Regions from separate parts of the Homo sapiens genome. Here region 2 is linked to region 1. Evidence: chromatin loops called from intact Hi-C (ENCODE). Cell type or tissue: dorsolateral prefrontal cortex. All regions are shown on one strand. Links, peaks and the distances in the headings refer to the core of each region. The heading gives the core; the rest is flanking DNA. Region 1 overlaps LOC105373177 (a long non-coding RNA gene). Region 2 holds the start of MIR3937 (microRNA 3937).

Region 1 (15,100 bases), core at 4,583-12,582:
TGGAATCTAAAAAAGTCGAACTCATAGAAACAGAGTGGGCCAGACACAATGGCTCACGCCTATAATCCCAGCACTCTGGGTGGCCAGGATGGGCAGATCACCTGAGGTCAAAAGTTCGAGACCTGCCTGGGCAACATGGTGAAACCCCATCTCTCCCATCTCTACTAAAAAAAAGAAAAAAAAAAAAAAAAAAAAAATTAGCTGGGCCTGGTGGTGGGTGCCTGTAATCCTAGCTACTTGGGAGGCTGAGGCAAGAGAATTGCTTGAACCCAGGAGGCAGAGGTTGCAGTGAGCCAAGATGGCACCACTGCACTCCAGCCTCAGCAACAGAGCAAGACTCCATCTCAAAAAGAAACAGAGTAGAATGGTGGCTGCCAAGGGCTGGGACACGGAGTAAATGGGATGTTGGTCAAAGGGTACAGTTTCAGTTATGAAGGATGAATAAGTTCTGGAGATCTAATATACAGAATGATGACTGTAGTTAATAATACTGTATTGTATACATTTGCTAAGAGAATAAATATCAAGTGTTCTTACCACACACAAAATGGTAACTATGTGAGGTGATGGATATGTCAATTAGCTTGATTGTCCTAATTATTTCACAATGTATACATACATCAAACATTGTATAGCTCAAATATATACAATTTTTCTGTTGAACCATACTTCAATGAAGCTGGGGAAAAAATAAGTCATTTCATATTTAAGAAAATGGAGTTTCTAAGTGCAACTGTGCACCACTCTTAGCAGTAACAAAGTGCTGACAAGTTTGGTTGGGAGTTCAAAGCTTTTCTTTTCCCCGACCAAATCATCTAGAGACACAACAGCCTCCAATTCACCCTTGACTTTCACACACCATCATAAACAGGGTCATTTTGGCAAAAAGGTTCAAGGCCTTCATCAGCTATCCCAAGGGTCTCTCTTGATTCTTTGTTCTTCAAAAGGTCCACTTTTGGAAACTCCCATCATGCCTCCTGCCTATGGATCATCTCTTTGGCTGAGAACCGAGCTAACTCACTCAAGATCCCAATTAGTGACTCCTCATGAGATGGAAGTAATTCTCCGGCATCGTCCTCATTTGATTTCAGAAAATCCAGCAGTTCTGGACTTCACAGTTGCACCACACGGTATTGGGCTGTGGTCTGCTTCCTGGCAACCAAAGGGCAGGACATAGGTAGCTGATAAGGAAGGAGTGAAGGATGTCTGCGTGGGGGCAAATTTCATGCAAAATTCATTACTGAATATTTCTGTAATATGACAATTTCTGCTTTCCTAGCCAACCATACAACTGCAGAGATCCACAGAGCTACCGTTTGAGGAATAAGGAACCCTGTACATAGCCAGGGGCATTCTAAAATCCCCAAACTTGAATCCTACTTCCGACTTTGCTAGGACACCGCAGGAATTACCATCAAAGAAGGAAAAAGATGCACAGAAGTTTCCCATTCGACAGCTACGATTCTACAACCCCATAGTCTTTCTAAACCACAGGCTGCATTTTCCATTTTGTTTTGCTGTGTTTTCCTTCATGCGCCTAACTCCGGAGGCAGAGTTCTGCCCCTACAAAGCCACATTCATGTCATCATTCCAAAACTCACAACTCCTGAAAACTTTGAGGAATGTTATTAGGCCCTGTAGGCCAGAAGGGCCGTTTCCAGGGTAACAGCAACTCCACACTAAGGAAGAAAGGCATTTCCCTTCCTATGCTCCTCTCAGAGTTCAGGCCACTACAGAGAAACCCATGCCCTGAGCCTGAGGGACACTTCCTGTGGCCCTTATGCAACCAGCCCAGCACCCACCCCAAGGACACACAGCCAGCCCCTGCGCACTGGAAGGCCACACTTCCTGCCCCCGATATCTCATGTTGATCTCCTGCCATAAATCTACCCATGCCTGTCCGTCAGCACGTCCCAATCTGTGGTCTGGAAAAGTCAGCATAGATGTGAGAAGAACTCCTGCACAGGCATTTGTTTTTCCAGCCGCCTGGCTTTTGTTTTGAGCAAGGTGGAAATGAAAACTGTCTCTAAGGGAGAGAACGCTCCCTCCAGGTGCTTGAGTGACTCCAGGCCCAGAGAGCTTAACCGTGCCCCTTTCACCTTGGCCTGGGTCCTTCTTGACTGAATAAGACACATTTCCGCCATCTAATAAGGAAACTTGGAAATGAGGAAGGAGGCCCGCAGGGGATATCTGGGATGCCCTGTCCATGTAAGTCTTTCTCCCCAGTGTTCGTCGGCTTTCCTGATTGCCTAATCCAGACAGGCTCTGGCAGGGACCCCTGAAGGCGAACCACATTGAGCTGGGTGAGAGATTCCCCCTGTGAAACTCAAGACATATCGAGTTCAAGAACAGGGCTCAAAAGCTTGTGGGGCTAAGGCAGGTCATGGCCACAGGGTCTCTCTACCAGATCCCCCTCCCCCATCTCTGTGCGCCCCACCACTCCTGCACCCATCCACATACAACTAAGCCTTGCATTTACTTGCAAGTTTCTTGAGACATGGCTGAAAAAAAAAAAAAAAAAAGCTGTTTTTGCCAATGACACTGATCTTCCCTGATTCATAATGGAGTCAGACCTTCGAATTCCTCCTGGGGACAGAAGGAGAAGTGACTAACAGGAAGCCCTTGGGATTGTGAGACTTACCCTTGAGAATGGAAGAGCACAGTGGAGAAAAAAATGAACACATGTAACAAAATCAGCGGCAAGTGCAAGGCTGGGCAGTGCTATTGAAGCTCAGTAGCAATTCAGGGAAGGGAACTACCAGGGCAGGCTGACTTGCGGCAGACAGGGTGTTCTTGGGGGTGGTGCAAGGTGGGGAAGTGCTGAGGCTAAAGGTAAGTCTTTTTTTTTTTTAAGAGTCAGGGTCTCATTCTATTAATATCACCCAGGCTGGACTGCAGTGGCACGATCATAGCTCACTGCAGCCTCAAACTCCTGGGCTCAAGAAATCCTTCTGCCACAGCCTCCCTAGTAGCTGGGACTACAGGCACATAGTACCATGCCCAGCTAATTTTTAAAATTTCTTGTAGAGACTGGGTCTCACCATGTTATCTACCCAGGCTGGTCTCCTGGCCTCAAGCAATCTTCCCGCCTTAGCCTCCCAAGTCCCTGGGATTACAGCCATGAGCCACCGTGCCTGGCTAAAGCTAAGTCTTACAGATTTCCATAGGAAAGGACCAGGCAGGGGGTGGCAGGGCTAAAGCACAGAAGTGGGAATGGCCCTGGCATATGCAGGCAGAGAGAACAATCCACAGAAAAACAGGTTTTGCTTATATTTCATTTAGAGGATTTTCTAATACAGATTCAAGTCATTCAACATTTACTGGTACCTACTATGAGGTACCTGCTATGGGCCAGGCACCATTTTGGGACCTACAGGGGATCTGGGGCTAGTCCAGCAGGACGAAGGACCAGAACAAACAAAGTGACATGTCTGCGTTTGGGTTCCTCAGTAGCCGACCCTGAGATAAGGGTCTAAGTACAAGTAGTATATCTGGAAGGAGGCAGGGAAGGGAAGGTAGCCAATGAGCAGGTTACTGCTGTGGGCAACTGGGGCACAGTCCCACTGGGGATCTGAGAGCTGGCACAGAACAATTACTTGGGAATATTCCATCCATGGAGTGAGGGAGCTGGGGTATTTATCCACCAGCTCCCATCAGTCATTGGTTGAGGGCTGCTCCCAGGGAGCATTAACCCCCTGGCACCTTCTGCTTGACAGAGAAGGCTCAAGTGGTCAGAAACAGGCTCCAGGCACAGGGATACAGGTGCTGGCAGCTGTGTGCACAGAAATGGTAAGCACAAGGTGACATGGGTGAGGCATCAATAGTGTCTACTGCACATGTGACTGAAAGGGGACAAAGAGGATATGGACCTGTGGCCTCCATAAAGACACCAGGACAAAGTTTCCAAAACACTCATCGGAAGATCCTTGGGGTTCAAAATGCTGAGAGCCGGGGCTGGGGAAGTAGTACATCATTTCAAATAAAAGGAACATTGTGAACAAAGACAGCTGAGCAAGGATCATGTCTGGGAGCTGAAAAGTGTGATTTGGCTAAAGTATAGTGACAAGGAAGGTCAGAGGTAGGGACCTGAGCCACACTGTGGAGAACTCGAATGCCAGGCAACAGCTTTAATCTTCATTCCACAGGCAATGAGGAGCCATTGAAGGTGGTTGAGCAGGAGTGGCATGGAGAAGTGTTGTAGGAACACTAATCTAGCCAAAAAGCAAGAGGATAACTTGGAGGTAGGGAGACTAGGTTAAAAAAAAAAATTCCCCAAATGAATGTTAGCCACAGTGGAGATTATTTCGGAAGGGAGAGAAATGAAGGGGGCTCCCTGCAGCTCTGGCCCCAAGAGAAAGGCCCCTGAAAAGAATTGCGTGGGAGCTGCTAAAAGGGGGACCAGCTCCTCGCCTGCATGGCCTGATTGTTCCTTCTGGCAAAGATGTGGGCCCACTCATTTCTCTCCTATTTTCTTTCCTCCAAAAATGCTTTTGGCCTCTGGTTTCCGAAAGCTTTGCTCAGTGAGTTTAAACAGCATCTCACAGCATGGCCGAGCAATAACAAATGGCGCCTGGTGGCTCGCCTGCTGGTGGCTTAAAAAACAATTGATGACTTTTAATCAGCTGAATGAGCATGGGACAAATGACAGCATGGCCTGAATGCAGCCCAGACGTCATCGGCTGACATCAGTGGGGAGGAGGGAGGTGCCCTTCTGGTGAGCTTGGGAACAAACAGGAGCAGAGGCTGGCGCTTGAGGCTCCAGGAGGCAGCTCTGCTCTCACCCCAAAGCGGTTGCCTTCTTCTCTCCCTTCTGGGGAGACCAGGTGAGCCAAGGGCTGGGGCACTGGAAGACCGGGGTTCAGGGTCTCCAGATGTCACTTGGTAACTGTAGGCATCAGTTCCCCTCCAGACCTCAGTTTCCCCCTCTGATAAATGGAGGAGATGAAGGCAAGTTTGTGTCTTCTGTTAAGCCGCCCCATATGTGGGATAGCTTTAGACTGAATCTCTAAAGGACTCAAGTGAAGGTCTGTTTATATATCCTGCTCCTATCAAAACTATCAAAACCATCAACACTCCCCACTGCACGGCCACTTTCCCCCACCTCCCCCTACCCACACACCAAATGGATACTCACCAAGCATTCCTTTTTTTTTTTTTTTTTTTTTTTGAGACGGACTCTTGCTCTGTTGCCCAGGCTGGAGTGCAGCAGCGTGATCTCACTGCAACCTCCGCCTCCCGGGTTCAAGCTATTCTCCTGCCTTGTAATCCTAGCTGGGATTACAGGTGCGTGCCACCACACCCAGCTAATTTTTGTATTTTTCATAGAGATGGGGTTTTGCCATGTTGGCCAGGTTGGTCTCCAACTCCTAAGCTCAAGTGATCCACCTGCCTCAGCCCCCCAAAGTCCTGGGATTACAGGTGTGAGCCACTGCACCCGGCCTCACCAAGCATCTCTGATAAAGGAGTGCAAATTTGAGCAAAGGAAGCAAAAATGGCAGGAATGAAAATAAAGGTATTTGTTGAGTGCTTACTACATGCCTGGCCCCGTGCTATGTGTTTATAGGCATTATCTCATTATCCCCATCTCACATGAGGTGAGGTGGGGAGGAAACAGGCTCGGAAGGGTAAAGGAATCTGCCCATAGTTCTACCACCAGTAAGTGAGGGACACGAACACATGCCTACCTGCTTCCAAAGCGCTTGCCCTTCCTCACTTTTCCAGCCCAAACTGGGACACAGGAGCAACTTAAGAAAGTAGGCTGGGGGAAAACTTGACCTGATGCAGGAACATATAAATTATATTAAGAAATGCCACAGGTCACACCTCAGTCACAATCACAGGAACGCAAGACCTTTATGCCATGAATCTTCCCTGACCACCAAAATTTAGGAATTAAGAATCTGCTTCTTAGGATTTTTTTTTTTAATCCTGTGCTTGGTCCACAGGAATGGACACTCCCTCCTGGCCAGCTTGCCCACCCTCCAGGCCACAGTTTGCACACTGTTTGTCTCCCCGAGAAGAGCTACCCCTCCCTCCCTGGCTTATGCTGGGCTTTGTGCGAGATGGACCCTGAGATGGTGACTGGTGTATAGGATCCTGATTGGAGGCTGCTGTCAGGAACAATGCCTGTGAGGGAGAAAGGGCTGCAGGATGGGGCAGAGGGAGAAGCTGAACTACAGTGCAGTTGCAACAGAGGCCTCAGTCAACTCCAAGGCAAGTTCTGGGGCTGGGATGGCCCTTCAGAGATGTCCTAAATTGAGGCAAAGGGGTAAGTCCTTGCATAGTCTCCCCCGCCTATAAACCAGTCATTGAATGAGTTGCCCTCCCGGAAGGTGGCAGGGCGCTCCCTTGGACAAGGCAGCTCAGCCAGCTCCTATCAGCTAAGGACAATTCCAAGTGGGCAGCGGTCCCCACCCAAACCTTTGAAGGGGGTAGTTATATGGTGTGCTCCTGAATCCACCATCCCATCCAACAAAACTCCTGCTCATCCTTCAGTTGGCAGCTCAAGCTTGACCCATTCTTTCTGAACTCCTAGCCACTCCCTGAGCCCCTAGACTCGCCACTATTTCCATCCGCAATGATGGCCCTGCTTCAGAAATGTCAGATAACTCCTTACCCTCCATCTCTAGACAGTGAGAAATGGAGATCACCTTTACCACCTGTTCCTGGCACAAAGAAGCCTCCCCTAGGTGCTGAGTAGATGGATGTTGCATGGGAGGTGCCAGCAGGCCCACGGGAATGTTCCAGCTTCCACAATTTCCTCTCTATCAGTGACTCAAAGTGTCTACGTTGTTTCTGCCGATGACATACAAGCACAGAGAAAGCTTGCTCCCACAGCCAACCTGGCAACCTCTCTTGGGCTCAGGCCAAGAAAGTCCTGTCCTTGTTCCCTTCCCTGTCCAGTGTTCTGCTGTAAGTCCACTTCCTAGCTAAGAGGGCCAAGCACATTTAGAAGCCTCCGTGCCAGGGAAAGCCCAATGCCATTGCCAACTGCACTACATCGCCGTTCTTCTGAAGGAAATTACTATTGATCCCACAGCTCTCCTCCCCATGCTGTTTGCCGGGGACAGCCAAGGATTCCCGTGCCAGCTGGGCTCCCACACGGCTCGACTGTTCCTGCACCAGATGGCCAGACCAACACCCTCTGGCTGCCGCACGCTCCCTGGGAGACGAGGCTCTGACGTCTATCAGCCTGGCTTTTTGTGCACAGGGACGCCGGGGTCAGGGATTACAGGGCCAATCACATTACACTAAAAATCTCTGCACAGCGTAAAGATTTCCAAATCCCAGTGGTTATCAGTGTAACCAACAAGGCAGGGAAACTGTTTCTATAGCCTTAACTTTCACTGCTCTTTTCACAAATATCAGTTGAATGCCTCCGTGGTCTGAGGGATGCAATGGTAAACAAGACAGTCCCTACCCTCAAGCTAGTTATAGTCTACTGGGGTATAGGTTAGGTAACCATATCATTTATTGTTCAAACTAGGACACTTTTGAGAAAGTAAAAGGGGTGTTTTTATCGTTAAACCAGGGTAGTAGGCATAAATAAGGAGGTGTTCCAGGCAAACCAGGATGTTTGGGCACCCCAGATAGAGACACAGCATGACCAAAATGGGGGGGAGTTCAGGTCATGGGGGCATAGTACTGTTAGGTGGCGCCACAAGATGGCGCAATTGAAATACTCGTAGCTTTTCTTTGTTTTTGTTTTCTCTCTTGAAAACTAATTTTTCTTTCCATTGCCACAGAGCCAGTAGAACCCTTCCATGGTGTGCTGGAGCCAAAGGGTACTGGTTTGTGAGATCAGATCATCAAATTTTCAGGAATTTTTGCCAATTGGTTACTAAGCATAGCCATTAATAAAAATTAAAAGAAGTAAAATAAAAAATAGAATTATAATTAAAATAATTAAAATTTAAAATGGAGTAAGTCATATTAAAAACAAAGGTAATAAATACTGAAAACTCACACCTTCCTGACTGCTTTGCTACAGTTTACTATTATTTACTCTCATGAGGTTATTTACCCTTTCATGACTGTGTGGTAGAAATACTATGTAAAAGGCAGGGCATGGTGGCTCACACCTGTAATCACAGCACTTTGGAAAGCTGAGGCAGGTGGATCACGAGGTCAGGAGTTCGAGACCAGCCTGGCCAACATAATGAAACCCCCTCTCTACTAAAAATACAAAAATTAGCCAGGTGTGGTGGCGGGCACCTGTAGTCCCAGCTACTCTGGAGGCTGAGGCAGGCGAATCGCTTGAACCCGGGAGGCGGAGGTTGTAGTGAGCTGAGACCACACCATTGCACTCCAGCCTGGGTGAGAGGGTGAGACTCTGTGTCAAAAAAAAAAAGAAAAAAGAAAGAAATACTATGTAATGCTGTGTCCGTGTCTTTTCAACTCCATGGTCAGCACCATCACGTGGGCAGCTTGAGACTGGCTGTGGTGGGAGTATTTGCATCATGGAAATCAGCAGATACTACAAGTCAGGGCTTGGGGGGCAGGGAGCCAGTTGTTAAACATTTACTAGCACATCACCAGAATCATCATTTAAGTTCAATAATTTATGTGGCTGATTTCATGTACTCTGGGCAGTTCTATCACATTCCCCAAAATTATAATGTCCGCTCTCACCCAAAACAACACAGAAAGTTGGGGGAGGAAGGGGTTATGTTCTTCCCATAACCTAATCTGAACACTGAGGAAGGAGGAGCCCACACAGTTTAGTGCTAAGTGCCACAGTGCAGATAGGTGAATCAGGGAGTCCACCGCCAGGGTCTAGACTGCTGTGGAAAGCTTACCCCCAGGGACAGATGCCTAACATTTGCATATTCAAATTGACCAGTGGGGAACTCAGGATATCTTGTCTGTGATTGGTGGGATGACTTAGGGACTGCCCATGGGTACCACTTGTGCTGTGAGTCAGGGCCCCAGTAGCAATGGATGGCAGACTCAGCAAGAGGGTTAACTGACAAGAGTTTGTAAAGGGACTATTTACAGAGTTGTGGGCAGATTACAGAAACCACAAGGGATAGGGAAGTACCCTGGGACTAGCAACAATGGGAAGCTGCCACCACTCCCTGGACTGAGGGAGCCAGGAGTGGGGGCTGTTAGCAGAACCTGGAAAGAGCTGTAGGTGAGGGCTGCTATGGGACGAGGAACGCAGCCACCACCAAAAGGGCAGCCCAGCTGTGGAAATAAATACCCAACCTCTGACTCCTCCTACCTGCCTCCCATTGGCCAAGCCAACCAGAAGCCAGTGGTCAAGGCAGCCCAAGGGATCCAGTCCCCAAGGATCAAGGATCAGCCTCCTGGGCACAGAAAGTGGATGGGGTGAGGGGAGGGCAAATAGATCTGCCCGGCCAATATGGTGCTGCCCCTACCAGTCTGCTGGCTTGAAGAGGATGTGCCAGAGACCACTCACCTGCATGGCTGGCCCAGTAGAACAAACCACAGGCTGGCTGTGGGCCTAGAGGCAGGCAGGCCAGCCGGAGCCTGGCAGAGATATACCAGAGTCAAAGGAGGGCCATCCAAGACCGTCCAGTTGACCTAAACGTGATGTGGAGAGGGATGTGTCTTAGCTACACCTATGTCCAGAATTAAGCCTCTGCACAGGTGTGGATTTTACCTCGAGGCTAATAAAGCTTAAAGTTCAGGGCCTTGACTCGCACAGTCCCCTTCCAAGGCCCTGGTAGGGTCCTAGCAGTTATCATTTGTACCTCTGCACTGTTTTTCTTCAAGAAGGCCCCAAAATTCACGTAACTTTTAGGCCCCCAAACTTGGATCTGACCCTGCAGCTGCATTAAGAAGAGATTGGGCTGCTATTCTGGTTTCTCCTTCCAGGGGGTAAGTTTATCCGCAGGGTACAGGAGGGCAGAAGGGACTGTACCTCCCCACAAGAGGGGTTTTGCCTCCGCTCTGCTTCTCTTGGAGGAGCATTTCCCAAGCTCCTCCTCCTCACCTCGTTCTGGGAGAGGGTTAATAGACGTGGGGGTAGGAGGCCTCTTGGGGCCAAATACTTCTGGAAAGATTGGCGGCCTCTCCACTGCCCCCCACCCACCAACCTCCGGAAGATTCACAATGTACATTAGCATAGTAAAGGCTCCAGATAAAGAAAACGTTTGGCTTTGTTTACTGTGGGGGTTGCCCATACTTCCTGGAGCTTAAGCTGAAAGCGAAAGGATGAGTAGGAGTCAGATAGTTGTAGGAGTCAGATAGTTTTAGGAGTCAGAGGGTTTTAGGCTTGAGGGTACAGCCCCAGCAAAAGCCTCGCAAAGCCCGGAGAACTGGAAGAAATTGCTGCTGGAAGGCAGAGTTTGAGGTGGTGGAGCCGGGAGGGATGGACTAGAGGAGCCCCCCAAGCAGGCCTTTCATCCTGAGGACACCGGGCGACAACGCGCTCAGAGCTCTGAATCAGAGCTTCCCTGAATCACAGGCAGAGCTCCCAGCTCTCTGAAGGCTTGGCATGCTGCTGTTTGCATCCTTCCATCTGTTAGCGATGTTTCAGGCTGGGCAGGCATTGTCCTCATAGAGTTTCTCCCCCATTGTCTCTGCCTCTGCTCACCCCAAAGCTGGCAGAACCACAGCGCCCAGTGGCCTCTGGCTGCAGAGGGCATGAGGACTTCAGGCTGGTTTCCCAGAAACAGGAGGGTTTGTAGATAACCCTGATACCCTATGACCAAAGGCACCGTTCCCAAAACCCCTGCCCATGGAGCTATAGCCTAGTGCTGCCAAGTAAAGTTTGGTTCTGGAAAAAACAATTAGCCTACAGGGGTAGCACTAGCTGTTTCTGAAGTTCTACAGCCCAGGCCACCACTGGGTGCTGGCCTCAGTCCCATGAACCTTCAGCCCTGCCAATGAGAAGAATTCACAGATTTATTGTCTTCTAGAAAGGTTGGGGGACACATTCCTCCATGCCACTCTCTGCTAGTTGAGGGCCTGTCCTTTTTCCCCAGGGAATAGTATCTCCCTGGCCAGAGAGCGAGCGGACCAGGCTTTGCTTTCCAGCCTCACATAACCACCCTCCCGATGCCAAATATGACACATTCTTCAAGCTAATGACCTCTGCCCCCACCTTAAAAATAACAGCCCTCCACTTCATCCATCTTTGGGCTGATGACTGCTTTTTCTCGAGCAGGCACGGACTCTAGCAGTTCCTTTGTTTTCCAGTGATGCTTTTTATCCTCCATCTGATTTCATGTCATCTGTGTCTGTGACTGAGCAGGGCTCCCCCGTCTCCTGGCTCGCCCCGCCCATGCACCTTTGGACGTGAGTCTGGAGAGCCTCTGATTCCATGTACAGATTTGCAGGGCTGGCATTTGCCTCTCACATTGGTGCTCAGAGTGGCCGTGTGAAAAGAGGGCGGTCTGGCCGTGGGACTGACTTCCCAGAGCAACAGGGCAAGCTGGTGAGTAAGAACCAGCCTTTTTGCTGGCAAGGGACCTGGGCAGAGATGGGCCCTAATATACCCAGGAGCAACTTGAAGAATAAATACAAGTCATGAGCAGCATTACTGCCAGAGTGTGACAGCTGGCCACCTAGCCCTAGATGGGTACAGGGGAGTGTGTAGAGCCTGGAACCTTCTGGAATGGGGTAAAGGAGTAGCTGAGGGCTCCTAGCTCCACCCTTGGCTCTTTACATGCTCCTGAACACACAAGGGTCCCGCCTAAAATACCGGAGGGCATGGGAGTCTACGTGTTAGTCCCTGTGGCAATTTGAGTCCTCCAGGTAGAGGACACCAAGAGAGAGTAAGTGTGAGAGATGTATTGGGGGAGATTTTTAAGAAGGATAAAGGGGGGGGGGGGACTTCAGACCGGGAGGCAGCTCTGACCCCTGCAGAAGGAGAGGGGAAGGAAGGAGGGGTGGGTAGGGAGAGCCTCAGCCGGCAGCGCAGCTCTGAGAAAGCCTCAGCCAGGCCGATGGGGAGCCCCAGAGCACAGACTGCCCATCAGAAACTTCCTGTGTCAGGCAGTAATGACCCAGCTCTAGTCCCCCTGCTATGCTCTGTCATCGGGCGGGAACAGCCTGGGGAGGGTGGCCTCAGCAAGAATGCTGCAGCAGATCCCGAAGGTGCCACAGCCAGAGGCTAGCAAACCATGACACTTCTTCCAGAAACTTTTCCGCTGAAGGGAGGTCTGGGCAGTGCCCTTGCATGGCTGCCACTGTCCTTTTGTGTGGGGGTAAGGGGGTATCAGTGAGGGGAACTCTGAACCCTGGTCTCATGACCTCAGTCAAGCTTTTCTCTGTTGTAGCTTCTTAGTGTGTGGATGAGGGGAATGAACTATACCACATCAGTCCCCATCTCTATGGGGATGCTTGACACCCTGGATTCTGGTTATTTCAGTCTTTGAGCTCCTAGAAGGTAGACATGGAATCAAAAAAGATACCGAAGGGCCTCCACCACCAGAGACAGACACATTGCAGTTGGAAAGGGTCCAGAGTCCTTTTCCACTTGCAAGTACAGAAGGGATGTGGGCCTGGCCCAAGACCACTGAGCTATCCAGTCATTGATTCCATTATTCCACAAAGATGTGGTAGCCACCTACTCCGTGCAGATGGCTACTGTGTGCCCAAGGGGGCCATGGGTCTCCTGAGGACCAGACGGGCTTCAGCAGGAAGACCTTGCTGCCCATCTCTCCCACCCAGCCTTGGTGATTCTCAAAACCGAGGGGCAATATTCCAGATCAACCCCACTTGGTCCTGAGGAAGAGAGAAATGGTCAGGGGCGGAGGGTGGGGGAGGTCTCAGGACAAATAATATAATCCCAGTGACTCCCCCGACACTTCCCCTGCACTATCACCTCACAAATACGTGCATTCACACGTGCACACACGCACAACCACACAGCCATCTTTGGCATCATTAATAATTTATCTTTGAAGAAGCCTGTACAGTTTACAAATATTAAAGCATTATCTCACTATTTTAATCACAACGACTGCTTTGGGGTATTCTCGTTCTTTCTGATAATGAAGCTAGGCTCCGAGATCAAACTTCAACAAGGTCAAAGGGATGGCAGGTGGTTCTTAACCTTTGGGACTGTCTCAGATCCCTTTAAGAACTCTCCCCTCGGAAAAATGCATCTACCCAGAATTTTGCCCACTCTTTCAGGGGTTTGCAGTCCCTACTTCAAGCCCTTGCAGGGCTCCGCCTCCCCACCCCAGTCCCGGTGCGGCTGAGTTGGACCCGGCGGCCGCAGGATAAAATCCAGAGAGGAGTCCGTGTGACGGCGCAGCAGGATTAAGAAATCTCCCAGACCAGGATGGGCACAGAAATGGTTAAGGGGGTGGAGGGTTTTGTTTTTCACCTCTGAGGACTCTGTTATGGGTCATTAAGAACACAAGACCGAACGAGCATTCCATTTGCTGGGCCTGCCTCTAGCGCACAGCTCTGCTTCCCGACAAGATAAGTTCTGTGCAGGAAGGAAATCCTGGGCCCAGGGAGGCAGATGGGAAATCACCCCAGATAAGGCGGCTGCTCCGAGTGCTGGAGTCACACAGGGCCTTTCTGCTGCAAGAATGGCACTGCCGAGAGTCTGCGTTTCTTGCCAGCTGAGGAGGAGGAGGCTCTTCGGAGGCGTCTCCTAACACATTGCTGTTCTAGGCAGCTCTGCAAGGGGAACCCCCCAACGGGGGTGCAGCACCGTGCCTCCAAGTGAAGGAGAGGCCCTCGGGTTCCCGGAGTCTGGAGAGGTGGCCTCCAGCGGTGCCCCGGCCGCCTCCGGCTAGGCCCGCACACAGTTTACCCCCACCCAGGCCTCCTGGCACCCCCGCCCCGCATCCACCACCCAGGTGGTACCTGTGCCCGCGCAGGTGAGGAAAAAGGCCTGTGGAAAACATCATTACTGATAAATAACAGTTCCTTTCAGGTTTAATGACACGTTGCATCCATCCTAAATCTCTCAAAAAAAAAAAAAAAGAAGAAGAAAAGAAAAAAAAGAAAGAAAAAGAAAAAAGCCCTCTCGAGGGACTGCGCCTCGCGCCTGTAAATAGGAACGACAGGCCGGGGCGCGCGCCGAGGCGGGCGCACGGCTTGGAGCGGGCGTATAAATTAACCGGGGGCCGCAGAGTGAATACATTGCACGCGGTATTTATTATGCGGCCGGACCTCCGAGGGGTTCTCCGGCTCCCGGACGTGGCAAATCTTGTCCGGAGCGCCGCTGGCCGCGCTGCCAAGGGCTAGGACGAGAGGACCCGTGGCGGGGGGCGGGGGGCTTCTCCTCCAGTCCTCGGGAGCCCCGGGGCAGCCCGCTTACAGCGGCGGCAGCGGGGAGGGTTTAGGCGAGGAGAGACGCGGCCCCGGGCGCCGCTCGGGCTAGGGGCCGGGCGGGGAGGGCGGGGCGGTGGGAGCGGGCGGCGCGCCCGGCCCCTTAGCATTCCGCCGGCGCGCCCGCCATCGCCGCGTGCGCCCCCGCGCCCCGCTGTAATTACCCCGATTACCAAATGAATCTCGCGCTTTTGTGCTCGCCGGGCGGTGGGTGCGGGGAGGCAGTTCTAATAGTTGTCATTAGGGCCGGGGGAGGCGGGGCGCCGGGGGCTGAGGGTGGGAGCGCGGGGGTGGGGGAGGCCCGCCATTCCCTCGCTGGCTCGCTTGTTCGCTGGCGGTCCCAGGCGGCGCGCAGGCCGCTGCTGGCTGCTGAGTAATGATTTTTTTTCTAATTGGAGGCGAACAGCGGCCCTAATGGATGGAGCCGCTCTCGGCGCGTTCGCTGCGCCCGCCCTTCGATCAATACGGCTCGCTGAGACCGCCGGGCCGCGCTCCCCGGCCCTTTGTGGTCAGAGATGCCTCGGGGGCCCCAATCCCCGCCACCACCACCGGCCCCCCATGCTGCCTCAGCCTCGCCCGGGGAGTTCCCAGCCCCGCCACTCCGAGACACCACCCCTCCTCCGGCCTACCCCCACCCCGGACACTCCAACCCCAGGCTCCTTCCCGCACCCCCGCGCCCGAGTTCCCCTCTCGGAACACTCTTACTCCAGCTCCCCCAACACTGCCCCCGCGTGTCCCCGCCGTCCCGAGCCCTCCATCCCTTCTTGTCCTCACACTATGCCCAGTAGCCTGGTCCCCGTGGCCTCTCAGACAGGGTGGGTTAGCAGGGAGGTGTACG
Region 2 (15,100 bases), core at 2,801-10,800, 160 kb before region 1:
ACCTTGTTTTTGGACTTCCCAGTCTCCAGAACTGTGAGCAATGAATTTCTGTTGTTTATAAGCCACGCAGTTTATGATATTTTGTTGTAGTAGCCTGAATAGACCAAGACAGCAACTTACCCTCAAACTGTATTTTAAAAATTATATATTGGTGTATGTGTATATAGATAGAGACAGAGAGAAGGTGCATGAATGATAATGCAAAGGAGTAAAATGTAAAATGTGAAAAACAGGTGAAAATGAATAAAGGGTGGTTGGCTATTCTTTGCAATATGATCATTCTTGCAACATTTCTATAAGTTTGAAAGTTTTTCCAAATAAATTTTTCTAATTGGCTTCATTTTCATTTTTTAATTTAATTTAATTTAATTTTTTGAGACAGAGGCTTGCTCTGTTGCCCAAGCTGGAGGGCAGTGGTGCAAACATGGCTCACTGCAGCCTTGACCTCCTGGGGTGAAGTGATCCTCCCACCTAAACCTCTCAAGTAGCTGGGACTACAGGCACACACCACCATATCTGTCTAATTTTTGTGTTTTTTGTAGAAACAGTTCTCACCATGTTGCCCAGGCTGGTCTTGAACTTCTGAGCTCAAGCAATCCTCCTACCTTGGCCTCCCAAAGTGCTAGGATTACAGGCATGAGCCACCACACCCAGCCCAGTTTTGTTTTAAATAGTCGACCTTCCCTGTGTGTCCAAGCATCATTTAATTCTGCAAAATTCAATTTACACTCAACTTTTTGGGGACAACTCTGATACATGAAACTCAGGTACATCTGGGATTGTATTCCTTACATCTTTCATTTATAGCAAATACACTCTACACCAGGGCTGTCCAATAGAAGTTTCTGTGATGATCAAATGACAGATAGCTTTACTGTCCAATATGGTAGCCAGTAGCCATATGTGGCTATCGAGCATTTGAAGTGAGGCTAGTCCTAATGGAGATGTGCTGTAAGTGCAAAATACACACCACATTTCAAAGGTTTCTTGTGAAAAAAATATATGGAAAGCATTTTGGGCATATTGGGTTAAATGTGTTAATAAAATTAATTTCACCTTTTTCTTTTTACTTGTTAATGTGGCTACTAGAAAAATTTAAATTACTTACATGGCTCACAGTTATGGCTCATTTTATATTTCTATTGGTCTAGAAAGTCACGGAAGACAGGCTGGTTCTGACTTGGCCTCTCCTGGCCCAACTGTTCTAGCACAGTGAATACCCTTGGGGAATAATGGATGATTTTAGGGTATCCGAAGAGCTGAATACTTCAGAGCCTGAGAATAGGCAAGGGAAAGAGTTGGCAGAGAAGTGTCCTAAATAGAGGCAGCATTTTGTAGAGAAGATGTTTTGTTCAAAGCCTACAGGCAAGAGAAGGCCTGGTGGGTTTGAGACACAAACTGGAGCTTGGAGTGGGAGGAGAGTGGCAAGAGCTTGGGTTGGAGATGTAGAACTTGTAATCCCCACTGAGAAGCTTGCATTTTTTCCTAAGCCCAATGGGAAAGCATCAAAGTATTTTAGGCTGGGAAGTGCCCTGATCCAAACTGAGTTTGTGAAAAAAAATCATTCTGGTAATTTCCTTAAGTCTGGCTGTGTGGTTGAGATTCCAGATTTCTCCCACTGTAGAACATTATCAGGGTGATCACTCGAGTCTCTTTTCCTTCCAGCCAAAAGACCATGATCAACAGCTCTCAACCAGAGGAGAGAACAGGGCCTCACAGAGGACAGTCCCAGTGTGGCCAACTGTATTTTCCAAAAATGCCCATATTATGGTCCAGTGTGTTCTTCCAGCCCCTTGTATTTCCCATTAAGAGGTGGAGTCTATATCTCATGAGTGCTCCCACCAATGGTGCTCAGCAGAAATGATGGTATGGGACTTCCAAGGCTAGGTCATAAAAAGGATGCAGCTTCTACCTGGCTCCCTCTGAAGACACTCATCCTTGGAACCCAGTCTCCACGCTGTGAGGAAGCCCAGACTACACAGAGAGGCCACAGCCAGCTAAGGTCTCAGCAGACAGCCAGCCTCAGCTGCCAGACACATGAGCATACAAGCTTTGTATTAATCATCATTCCAGCCCCCAGTCTTTGAATCTTTCAACTGAGACTCCAGACATCATGAAGCAGGGACAAACCGTTTCCACAGTGCTCTGTCCAGATTTCTGACCCACGGCATCTGTGAGCATTTAATAGATTGTTGTTTTAGGCCACTACATTTAAAGGTTATTTGTTTTGCAGCCCTAGTACTTGGAGCATCCACAGTATGGCCGTAAACATCCAAGCTTTATCGAAAGAGGGCAGCAGCTGCAATGCATGCTGGGGTACTGGGGTGAGGCCTAACCAATAGCCATTTGCCACAAGCCACTAGCCCTTAGCACACCGTGGGGCAGGGCACACACCAGCTGGTATCCACTGTGAGCCTAGTATTAAGCAGCTGGTAGATTGTTCTCCATTGGGTTTTCTAGAATTATCAGTGGCTTGGGCAACTTTGTAGAAGAAAGAGTCAAATAAAATGCCAAGCAGATTTAAAAGCAAAAAGTTTGACATTAAATAGGTGTTAAAATATGTGTCATCTCTCTTGCCTTTTAGCTCTAGAGAACCCCAATCATGACAATAATTAATATAATGGCTTGATTTATTGCTACTCTTCCTCAGGATCATATTTATTTCATTATTTTAAAATGTTTGAATTACCCAGGCAGGCTGGCTAAGGTAAAAGATTATAGAGAATGTTCTGCCAGAAAAAAAAAAAAGAAAGACAAAACATAATTTATAAAATTAGTAACATAAGGGAAAAGCAACTGTCCGTGTACTTGAAAAATAAGCTGGCTCTAGGCAATCTTGAAGGTAAAGTCAATTTTTTAAAAAACATAGAAGAAACCAAAGCCTGAATTACCTAAGTGGTCCAATGGAGTGTTTTTATGAACTGGTTGCTGGTGTCTCCTGACCCAGCCTGTGTTTCCTACAATGCCTGACGATGCCCCAAGGAAGAAGCAGTGATGTTGGCCTTCTTAGCTTGGGTCATGTTGTGGGTAGGGGAAAGTGACAGGGCCCTCCTTCCATGTGCAGTCATCCACAAGCACACACTCTGTTATCACCTGCAAGGAAAAAACGCACCCCTCTTGCCTGGACAAAATGCCCTCATGCCAGCCTACTACAGTGAGTCACTGGGTTGGGGTGGGGACAGAGAGAGCACAGACGAATGTGTCCCTCCCAGAGAAGGGAAAATCCAGAAAGACAGGATGGAAAAATCCTGAAGGGGTCAACCTTTTGAGTGGGAGGGGGAGAGAAAATGCTGGGAACTCTCATGTGGATAGCATCATGCCCTTTAATCCTTACAACAAGCGTATGAAGGAGATGCTTGTAATCCCCATATTACAGCCAAGAAAACAGAAGCTGTAGGTTTAATTTCACAAGACCACAAAATCAAAAATTATAAAACAATAATTATCAGATATTAATAACTACTATTTTTTGAGCCCTTCCTATGATCAGAGGAAGGATTCCTAACAACTTAACTTCCATTACATGGATATCATTATACACAATGTACAGATAAGAAGAGGCTAAGAGAGATAATTGGCCCAAAGTGATATGGTTTGATTATGGTGTCCCCACCCAAATCTCATCTTGAATTGAAGTTCCCATAATCCCCACATGTCATGGGAGGGACCTGGTGGGAGGTAATTGAATCATGGGGACAGTTACCTTCATGCTGTTCTCATGACAGTGAGTGATTCTCATGAGATCTGATGGTTTTATAAGAGGCTTTTCCCCCTTTCACTCGGCATTTCTCCTTGCTGCTGCCATGTGAAGAAGGATGTGTTTGCTTCCCCTTCTGTCTTAATTGTAAGTTTCCTGAGGCCTCCCCAGCCTTGCTGAACTGTGAGTCAGTTAAACCTCTTTCCTTTATAAATTACCCAGTCTCTGCTATGTCTTTAATAGCAGCATGAGAATGGACTAATACACATAGTTATAAGACTTACCCTGCCATCCCTCATCACCTCCCCGACCAAAATATCCCTAAGACTTTGTTCAGCCCAGAGAAACGGCAGGGCTGCACCAAGAATGGGAACAAGGCAGCAGGGTGGGTGAGCCAGAGGATAGGGTAGGGTGAAGCACCTGGAAAGGGAGGACAGTACTAATGGATACAGTGCAGAGAGTGTGTCCCCTGAGACAGACTCAGACAGAAAACAAGCTGCAGCAGCGTCTCTGTGGATGGTGGGCCCAGGGATTCACAGCCTAATGAACTAGATCATGAAATCTCATTTGCGTGTTTGATAGCTCCTGCCATGCGCTCGGGTTCACTTAGGACGAAAAGAAAAGGGGGGGCACTGGGAAAGGGCTCGTTTTCCGTGCTTTCAAAGAGTGGGAAGATTGATGGGGAGAGAGGTCCCAGGGGGCCTCCCAGGGAGGCAGACGTGGCCCAGTAAGCTCAGAGAGCTGGGAGGCCTGAGTCGTCACCAACAGCTGAATGGATGTCCTACACAAGCCCTGGCCAGCACGGCCGCCTGCATGGAGCAAGCCTTGCTGTTGACAATTCATAATTTAACTTACAAAGAAAGAAGCTATGCACATCCTCCTACCATCTCCCAGCAGGATGCTGTAGGAGGGTAGCCATGAGACCCCACAGAGCACCGCTTCTCAAACTATTGGTGATGAAGGACTAGTTGTTTCTTATTTTTTTGTTTTCCCAATCTGTCATGGACAAATCTTTGATAAAATACAACAAAAATAAATCACTGGAGAAAAAAATGAAAAGTAAAAAGTCCAAAGTTTTAGTATTTGGATTCAACAGATGTAAAATTACTCTGTCATATTGTTATAGAAGTTTCAGAATGCTTATTCTCAGTCTCGGTGCTATCTCGTCATTTATGGGTGACAAATTGTTCTTGAACCTGCCCTGGTCTGTAGACCACTCTTTAAATAGTGCTGTTGCAGAGGACTTCAGAACAGCTTGGCAGAGCCTCCTGCCCCCAGTTAGTTATCCAGCCTGAGGGTTTGGAGGTGGGGATGAGACATGCCTAAAGAGAAGATCTCTGGGCAATGGATTTGGCAGGACAAGAATCCATGGCAACCTTTAGTTGAAACCAAAATTCTACAAATGTTGGTGCTTGTTACACTTTCATTCATGACAACTCCCTGAGGGACCCATATTGCATTTGGTCTTCCTTAAACGGGGAAACCAAGGCTCAGGGCCGTTCTGGGACTTATTCAAGTTCACAAGGAGCTTCCAAAGCCCAGGTCTTCCTCCTCATTTCCAGTACCCTCTTCAACCAACTTCCTCGTTCTGATGGGAGGATGCCATTATCTACACAGGAGCCCCCTGAGGGAGATGTTCTCTTCTGCAAGGGCCCCTCTTCCTTGTGGTTGCTGACAGCTTCTGTGGGCATTGCTCAGATTCCTCCTAACACTCTTATCTGCCTTCCTCATTCCCTCTTTCATGAGGAATGGGATCCCAGTCCCTCCCAAAGGAAGGAGCTGAGCAAGATGCTAAATCACAAAACCTCTTCTTCTTGGCCACAGGAACCAGGAGATCCACCTCAGACATTTCCTCTCGCCCACTGTTGAATTGTACCTTCTGGAATTGAGAAGACATCCGGAACCATGGAGGTCTGGACCCTCTGAGCCCTTACTCCTGAACCCCTCTGTCTGAGCCTGTTTTCCTTATCACACTCAGAAGGGAAGGGGCTGTCCAACCCTGTTTCTCATCTAAGCCATCCACAAGCTCACGCTTGTAGACAGACCACCATCTCCCGGCCTGGCAGCTGTCAGCAACAGAAAAACCTGCTTTAGCCAGTTCCATCTTCGCCAGCAGATGTCACTACAGCCTGACCTCAGGTTACCCAAAATGAGTTCCTAATTTGGGTCATGAAGCTCTAGGAGGACCACGGACAAACACGCACCCAGAAGAGAATCCTTTTGCCCTTTTTCTTTTCTTCTATGGGGCAAACTTACTGACTGCCAGTAAGATGTTTTTTATACTTCTGTTTCACCATCTGTAAAATGGACATTTCCACCATGTTCCCTATCTTCCCTACAGGGATGCTGTGGGATTCTGGAATGCCTATGATGTTCCAGAACTAATTGGTTCCCCTCCTCACAGGACCTCAGTTATTTCCTCAAACAGAGGATAAAATTAGAGCACCTTTATGATAATTGACTTGCCTCGCATTTGCCTTAACAGATACCTGGAACCATCTCCACCTACTTCCGTTTCCATAGTAACAGAAGGGTCAAAAAAAAACTAACAAAATAAGACACCTAAGAGGCATAAACAAAATATGTGATGGTGTGGGAGGCTGTAAAGTTTTTATTGCCACCTGTTTGGGAAGACCTGCATAATTCAGTCGTGCTCCTGGCATTTGTGAGCAAAGCAATCACCCCAAAGTTGTGGCAATAAAGCCTTTATAGCCCCCCATGCTGGCACGCCCGCTTTCTAGGTACAAAGCCCCAGTTTGATAAACTTCCGCTTCTCACATTTGCATAATGGAAATGGACTAGATTTTAAACCCAGGCTGTTGGGAGGCATAACTCGCAGCTCTCCTGGAAGTGAATCACGAGCTTTCCTGGGTGGAGGTAGCTGGAAGAGGCACCGAACCCCACCGATAAGACCACAGGGCAGGGCAGGGGCACCAGAAAAGACCCTCCCCGCTCTCTTGGATGTAAGGCCGGGCCAGGTTTTGGTTGAAGGTCACATTGCTCCTGGGTCAGAGAACTATAACATCAAAGCGCCTTTATGGTAAGCACACTGGCAGAAAGAGCCTGTCTAGGGCAACTTTGGGGCAGAAAGGGTGGTTATAACCCAAGTATGTACGTGATGTTCTTTCCCTTCCGACCCTCCACCCCCATGCTGCTCTCTGGCACCCTCACATTTTCTGGTACCCCCTCCTCCAACCTGCCATCCATTGCCCACTATTCCCACAATTTTTTTGCAAAGTGTGCACATTGCGGATGGGGGGAAGGGGTAGCAGTGGCTGCGCTTGGTGCCTCCCCCTCTCGGGAGATTACTGCAGCCCTGCCGGCGCTCAGTGGTAAAAGTTTGAACGTGTCTGCAGAGCTTAATCAAATGCTAATTCCGTGTGGTGAAAGAATTTGCTGGAATCTGCAAGGGAGCTCCTGGCAGCAAGAAAATGCGTTGATTCACTCCCAAATCTGCTTTGCCCAAGCCGGGTGCGATTTAGACTGTAAAGCTGCATTAAATCACAAAGTGCTGTGTGGATCACACAGCCATCCTTTGTGTCGTTAATGAAGGGAAAAACAGGGCTTTATTCTGAAGCTTTGTGTATAATCAGATGCCATGTTGTAAAGCTCTGGAAAACACACCAGAAATCATAATTGGGAGGAAATAAAAGGGTTAGTCCAAAACAGCATATGATTTAAATAAGAAGGAAAAAGAAACTGCCCCCAAGATTTGTGCGTTTCAAGAATCAACTTTTAATTCATTCGCAGGGAGATTACAGAAGGGGAGGAGCAGCCTTTAAAATAGTATGAAAAGCTAGTTTAGATGTAAATGAGAGATAATGGGCTTTCACCAGAAAATAAGCAATGGGGCCAAGTTTGTGCCCAGGGCTGGGGGATGGGGGTGACATCTTGGCCTGCAGGGCTCCGGAGCCCTCTAGATCCAGGTGCCGCAGACAGCGTGGGGTTTGCGGCCTGTTAGGAGCAACGGGAGGATTTGGGGCACAGGGTCTGGTAACCAGCATTCGGAGGAAGAAAAAATGGTGTTGCCTGCCCGTGTTGGTTCCCAAGGGTCCTGGGGCTTGGCGGAGTTGGGGCTGGGGGAGGTCTTGATTGTTGCTTTAACACAGAAAATCTCCTTGGTGTGAACATTTTGAGGTCGGTAAGGAAAGGGGTTGGGGCTTTTAGGCTTGTCTTACAGCTGGAGTTAAGGAGCGCTGCGCGGAGCCCTCCCCAGCCCTAATTCACTAATGATTTGCTTATTAGTTCAGATCAGGGAGCCAGCTTCTGGAGAGATGTGAATTGGCATTGATTTAATCCTCTTCCCAGCACGCGTTCCCGGCCCTGGGTGAGGCTGGGAAGGGAGAGGGGGGCTGCCAGCCCTTTCAAGAGCAAGTTGCTGCTTCTCCTGTCTGGCTTTGTCTGCTTTCCTTACCATCTGCTCTCAGGCAGAGAGGAGCCATGGATGGAGGGGGCGAGCCCCAGAGTCCAAGCCCAGGCTCTAGATCTGGTTGACCCTAGTAATGCTGAGCTCAGTGGCCTCCTGGCAGGTACAGCATATAGATGAGATGCTGTGAAGGTCCCTCAGCTCTGGCATCTATCATTAGAGGGACTGGAGCCTCTGGAACATCTTAGTGGGGAGGAATTCTGCCCATAATGTATTTGGTGTCCTGTGAGCCAGGTGCTGTTTCATGTATGATGTCACCTGCCTCTCCGGTAGATACCATGATTATTCACACTTTACAAGGGAGGAAGCCGAGCCTCAGAAAGGTTAAGTAACCTGTCTAAGGTCACACGGGTAAAACATTGGAACCCAAGCTGTATAACTCAAATCTTTGATCTTCACCACACATTATGTGGTTTAATCTGAGCTGCTTCTGCTTGAACATACCTTCTTGTTTGATTATCTCTTTATAAACTGCCATTGAGAACATTTTTCTCCATCCTTCTTCTAGCTAGATGATTTAATAATGGCCAGGGACTTAGTATTCTAGAGCATACTGCCCATGGTTCATCTTAGTGACTAAGTACCCTTTTCTGAGCAAAACAAGAAGTACAACCCAATGTTTGTTTTTTCCAACCTGATTGGCCCAATTCTAGTCCCAGCTCCGCAGCTTTGCTTGGGTGGTTCTCATGATCTACACTCCCCATCCTTCCCTTCTCCACCTATCTAAAGCCTACCAATACCCCCAAGACTTAATTTAATCCATTAGCACCCACTCTCACCTCTCCCACAGAGAGTTCTCTTTTCTAGACCACCATTGGGCACTTAACACACCTTCCTGCGCCTATCTTTCCATATGTATCTGTGCTTTTCTCCTTTGTCAGCCTGAGCTTTTAAGAATGGAAACTGAGTCTTCCACTTCCCTACATTTCTAATTCTACAGTGTCTTGAACATAGTGCTCCCTCAGAAAATACTTGCCTGTTAGCTGATTAATAAAACTTGGGACTTGACTTACGGTTTCTTTGGAAATCTCTGGTGCATATCTTTTCAATCCCTGTAAGCCTGGCTACTCCTCAACAGAGATCCATTACAGATCTCACTCAGTTTCTGAATGCTATTAAGGGTCCAAATAAAGTTTGAGTTTCCAAGAAATCCCTGTAGTTGGCTTGTCCTCAAGTCAGTTCCAAAAGAATCCAACCAACATTTATTAAACTCCTACTGTGTGCCCAGGCACTGTGCTAGGCACGGAGGATATCAAAATTAATAAGATGTATAGGGTTTGCCTTTTCATCTGGAGTATGATTATATCCTGAACCAGACAGCCATTGCATGGGGCTCCCCCAGGAATGGTAAGCTTTGTAAGAATTGGGATAATGCCCAGTTTTGTTCACTATTCTATCTCTAGCACATTACACAGTAGAAGGCATGCTCAGTAAATGTATGTGGAATATGATTATGCAGAGAACTTTGCCATGTTAACTCACAGAATCTTTACCCCAACACAGTGAAATTCGTATATTGATTTCCATTTCATTGACGAAAAAACAGATGCAGTGACTTTATATAAGTTTCTGGAGGTCATATGGTAGGGGAGAGGCGTGGACAGACCCATGTCTGTCTGGCTCCAAACTCATTTATCACATCCCTCACCCAGGACACCCAGGACTCCCTCCTGAGTCGGTAGAAGATGGGGCAGAAAGGTATGAACCAATTCTGGCAAAAGTGTAAGTTACCATCGTCCCCTCAACACCCAATTCATAGACTAGCTTAAAAGAAATTGCTCAAAATGAGCCCACCTAGTCCTTGGTTTCTAAATACCATTTCCCATCAAAAGGAGGCAGCTTCCTTGGAGAAACAGATTAAAAGAGGCTGAAGAGACATGACGACTAAATGCAATATTGATCCTAGATTGGACTGTGGATCAGAAAAAGAACGTGCTACAAAGTACAGTATAGGAACTACTGACAAAATTTGACTATGGCCTATACATTAGATATTTTTCTATCGGTATAAATTCCTTGAATATAAAAATGGCCTTATGGTTATGTGGGAGAATGTCCATCTTCTTAGGCGAAATATATAGAGGTGAAGTGTCATGATGCCTGTACATTACTTTCAAATGGTTCAGGAAAAAGATAGACAGCCACATGTGTAAATATGGCACAATAATAATTCATGAATCAAGGCATGGGGCATATGGATGCTTGTATTATTTTTTCTACTGTCTGAAGGTTTAAAACTTTTCAAAATAAAAATTGAAAGAGGAGATAATTATGCAGAAATGGCCCTGAAAATGTTACCCACATCCACCAGAAAGGTCTGGAATGGAGACTGGGGGTCACAGTAAGTAGATAGCTGCTGAGAAAATGGGTACATTAGCTGATGTCCATTCTTACAAGAACACTCTCAAGAAGCTTTTGTGGAAACAGACCGTTTTTTATAGGGTTTTTAAATGCGAAAGCAAATTAACTACTACGTGCCATTAAATACAGAGCTATACCTGTGAAAACCCTTGAGTGGTAACCCAGGAGGAGGCAGAAGCAGGTTTGAGGTATCCCACCTCCACTTCAGAGACTAAAACCTGGGCCACTTATTACCTAAGGTAACACCTAAATGTCAAAAGGCAAGGACGGAGCCAGAGAGCAAAGCTTGCCTGTGAATACAAATGGGAACAGGCTTTCAAAATAAAGCTGAGGTTCAGGTTCCAATACTCCAAATGCCAATCAAAAGACTCATTTATTTTTTAAATATGTGGGTGAGAGTTGAGAATTACATCTGAAAGGCCACTATCCTGGAATAAGCATAGAATCATCCTGTAGATTTCTGAATATGCTTGTCTGCCTCAGCTTTGGCTTAGTGAGTTGGGCTGTGTGTGTGTGTGTGTGTGTGTGTGTGTGTGTGTGTGTGTGTGTGTGTTTTAGAATAACATGAGGAGGAGGCATTGCTAATTGAAGTTTTCATAAACGAGCATCTATTTGTGATTTTTTTTTTCCAAAATAAAAATTCGGGTGAAAGAAAAAAGAAATGCTCAGACCTGGCCCTGAAAATATCTATCAAAAGTGGATCTAGGGAGTGGAGATAGAATATTTGTAATTAAACCCTTGAGTGGTAATTACAAGGTGGTTGGGCGCGCTGGCTCACTACTGTAATCCCAGCACTTTGGGAGGCCAAGGCGGGTGGATCATGAGGTCAGGAGATGGAGACCATCCTGGCCAACATGGTGAAACCCTGTCTCTACTAAAAATACAAAAACTTAGCTGGGCCTGGTGGCGCGTGCCTGGAATCCCAGCTACTCAGGAGGCTGAGGCATGAGAATCACTTGAACCCAGGAGGTGGAGGTTGCATTGAGTCGAGATCGTGCCACTGCACTCCAGCCTGGCGATAGAGGGAAAGTCCGTCTCAAAAAGAACAACAAAAAAAAGAGGTTGGGGGGATGAATTTTAGGTCTAAAATTTTGCCATAAGTGGAACAATCATTGATGACAGTGATGAACTTTTATGTCAACACTTTGAGGAAGGGGTCAAACCCAGAAGGCTTTCTGGAGACAGCCTCCCTGCTAATAAAAGTTAGGATGCTTTGGTTTAAGAAGTCTCTGATTTCTGTTAGTGAAGTTCTGGTGATGCCTTTAGTAGCTAGTGGCAGAATTTCCTCCTAACACCCGGCAGTTGAGGGGTGGTCTCTAACTAGGGCAGCTTACAAAGCAGATGACCTTGTTCTCAAGTGGGTAAGTTCAGCTCACTGCCAAGGAAAACTCTCACTGTCACCATGATCACCCTGCTATACCAAACAGCCACTCTGAAAGCCAGTTATGGGTAGAAGTCCTGCTCAGGGCTCAGGAGAGCAAAGCCTCTCTCCTTCCTGGCTGGGCGCCATTTTGTTTCTCCCGGGGAGAAACTCAGAACAAAGGCAAGAACAGAGCTGAAGAGAACCAGGGGCAGACCCTGCCAACAGAAGATAGTTTCATTAAAAAAAAAAATAGGGACAGCCTTGTTCTTTGCTGTAGGCCATGGTTATTGCTGTTTGGGTTTTGCTTTTGCTTGTGGTAAGTAGATTATTGCAGAGAACAGAATAATTCAACCTTCTGCTCTGCCTTTGAAAAGTTCTTATAGAGAAGTGTCCCCAGGCTGAAATAAAAAATGAGTCCCAGCAGGCCGGGCGCGCGGTGGCTCACGCCTGTAAGCCCAGCACTTTGGGAGGCCGAGGCGGGCGGATCACCTAAAGTTGGGAGTTCGAGACCAGCCTGACCATCATGGAGAAACCCCGTCTCTACTAAACATACAAAATTAGCTGGGCGTGATGGCACATGCCTGTATTCCCAGCTACTTGGGAAGGGTGAAGCAGGAGAATCACTTGAACCCGGGAGGCAGAGGTTGTGGTGAGCCGAGATCACGCCATTGCACTCCAGCCTGGGCAACAAGAGCGCAACTCCATCTCGGGGGGGAAAAAGGGTCCCAGCCCTGAATGACATTGAGTCTTTGGAATGTATTTAGATTGCCTTTTTGGTAAGTTCCTTTCTCTAATTTTGTAAAAGTGCCATGTGCATTCAAAAAGAATATGTAATCTGTTGGTTGAATGTCAGATTCTATTCATATCCGCTAGTTAAAGTTTATTAATTGTGTGGTGCAAATCTTCAATAGCTTTATTTTTTGTCTCCTTTATTCATCAGTTTCAGAGGCAGGAATCTTAACATCTCCACCTACACTTCCTGGTTTATCTATTTTATTCTCTAGTTCTGTCCATTGTTGTTTTAAATACTTGAGGTTGTGTTGATAATTGTATAGAATGTAAATTCTAATGAAGATAAGTATTTCTGTCTGTTTTGGTCTCTGCTATCTCCTTCAAACCTAGAGCAATGCCTAGAATATTATAGGCATTCAATATATTTTACTGGCCGGGTGCAGTGGCTCACGCCTGTAATCCCAGCGCTTTGGAGGCTGAGGCAGGCAAATCCCTTGAGCTCAAAAGTTGGAGACCAGCCTGGACAACATGGCAAAACCCCATCTCTACAAAAAATACAACAAAAAGAAATTAGCTGGGTGTGGTGGTGCACACCTGTAGTCCCAGCTCCTCAGGAGGCTGAGGTGGGAGAATGGCTTGAGCCCAGGAGGCATAGGTTGCAGTGAGCTGAGATGGCGCCACCGCACTCCAACCTGGGTGACAGAGTGAGTCTCTGTCTCAAATATATCTACATGAATAAATGTGCTTTCATAATTGTTATATATTCTAGAACTATTATTCCTTTTCTCCGTATGTATGATTCCCCTTTGTCCTTTATGATATCTGTAGTTTTTAATGCTGTTTTGTCTGATATTAAAATTGCTGCCCCAGCTTTATTTAATTTATATTTCCTGATATATCTTTTTCCATTCATTTAATTTCAGCTATTCTGTATTCCTTAGTTTTAAGAATACAAAATAGATCAAGGACATGGTGGTTCATGCCTGTAATCCCAGCAATTTTGAGAGGCCTAGGTAGGAGGATTCCTTGAGCCCAGGAGTTTGAGATCAGTATAGACAATGTAGCGAGACCCCATCTCTACAAAAAAATATTAGCCAGATGTGGTGGTGTGTGCCTGTAGACACAGCTACTTGGGAAGCTGAGGTGGGAGGATAACTTGAGCCTGGGAAGTACAGTGAGGCTTTGAGGGTACAGTGAGCCGTGATTGCACCATTGCACTCCAGCCTGCCCAACAGAGCAAAAAATAATAATAATATAAAATAGCTGAAAGTAGACAATAGCAGTCTGGGTCCTGATAGGTGAGTTTGGCTCACTTATATTTGTTGTAACTACCATTAGGAATTCATTTTGCCATCTTATTTCCCATTTTCTACTAACTGTAATTTCTTTTTGTTTTCTTTTTTTCAGACTATTGACAATATCAAATGTCTCTCTGCTAGTTTATAAGCTACAAATTCTAAGTTTATTCTTCTGGTGATTACCTATACCGTCAATCAATTTGTTAAACTTATCAATACCTATACTGTGGCAGCTCGTATTTTCCAAAGATGGTCCCAGCAATATCCCCCGTGTCAATACTATTCTATGTCCCACAATCGTATTCTACAATGGCATATTGACACTCCTCCCATCCAGACAGAGTTAGGGGTGGAGGGTCTATATCCTCTGCCTTAACTCTGGGCAGACTTGTGATTTGAGTGTAACTTGAATGCATTGTAAGTGACACTCAATGACTTCCAAGGCTAGGTCCAAAAAGGCGACACAACTTCTACCTTGCTTGTTGGATCATTGGTGCTGGAGCCCTGAACCACCATTTTTAAAGTCCAACTATCCTGAGGCTGCCATGCTATAAATAGCCCAAATAGCCCACGTAGAGAGGCCAATTAGAGAGGCCCTGAGACCGTGTGAAGAGAGAAGAATGCCCAACCAGCCCTCAGTTGCTACAGTTCCCTGTTGTTTCAGCTCGACAACAACAGGCGGCTGTAGCAATGGGGGGCTGGATGGGCATCTCAATGTGCTTCTCCCACATTGCTTCAGCCACAGTCTAATTGTAACCACATGAGAGACTCCAAGCCAGAACCACTCAGTTAAGCCCTTCCAGAATTCCTGACCCACAGAAATCATGAGAGATAATAAAATGATTGTGGTTATTTTAAGCCACTAAATTTTAGAGTAATTTTTATATGGACATAACAACTGAAATAGATACATTTGCCTTAGAACAAGAAAAGTACTATATAGCATGTTCTAGCATCCTTCTCGTTTCTACCCACACTGCTACTGTGTTGATGTCCCTAGAATTTTGCTCTGGATTGATATGAATGTACTTGGTAGAATGGTGTCTGTTACCTTTTTGTTTATTTACTTATCTTTTAGCAACAGGGTGTCACTCTGTCACCCAGGTTGGAGTGCAGTGGCAAGATTATACCTTACTGCAACCTCAAACTCCTGAGCTCAAGCAATCCTCCCACCTCAGCCTCCTGAGTAGCTGGGACCACAGGCACAGGCCACCACGCCAGAC

What was found. Hi-C counts contacts between places; a loop is a spot of excess contacts. Peaks named below come from ENCODE experiments on the same cell type or tissue, not always from the same donor. Only the 100,000 strongest peaks of a DNase experiment are listed, where the experiment ranks them.
Region 2: it touches region 1 in a loop (4-fold over the local background); 8 of 110 quality-filtered maps call a loop at or near these places.

Annotation. Positions count from the first base shown.
Region 1 is chrX:39,806,929-39,822,028 of GRCh38, forward strand. LOC105373177 (a long non-coding RNA gene) reads left to right here. Exons shown (of 2, transcript XR_949024.3): 2 at 948-1,505. Among named protein-coding and RNA genes, the nearest start is that of MIR1587, 23 kb to the right of the region's middle. RefSeq lists enhancers at 7,728-7,787, 9,753-10,668, 10,669-11,586. In dorsolateral prefrontal cortex, for the core only: a CTCF peak has its summit at 7,698 (motif pointing right); DNase peaks (open chromatin) are centred at 4,673, 7,083 and 10,482; H3K27ac peaks cover 1,976 bases; H3K27me3 peaks cover 8,000 bases.
Region 2 is chrX:39,646,725-39,661,824 of GRCh38, forward strand. MIR3937 (microRNA 3937) reads left to right here and starts at 14,492; the gene lies at 14,492-14,597. RefSeq lists enhancers at 6,247-6,808, 6,809-7,368. In dorsolateral prefrontal cortex, for the core only: CTCF peaks have their summits at 5,834 (motif pointing right) and 7,030; DNase peaks (open chromatin) are centred at 5,804 and 7,087; H3K4me3 peaks cover 1,170 bases; H3K27ac peaks cover 1,982 bases; H3K27me3 peaks cover 7,437 bases.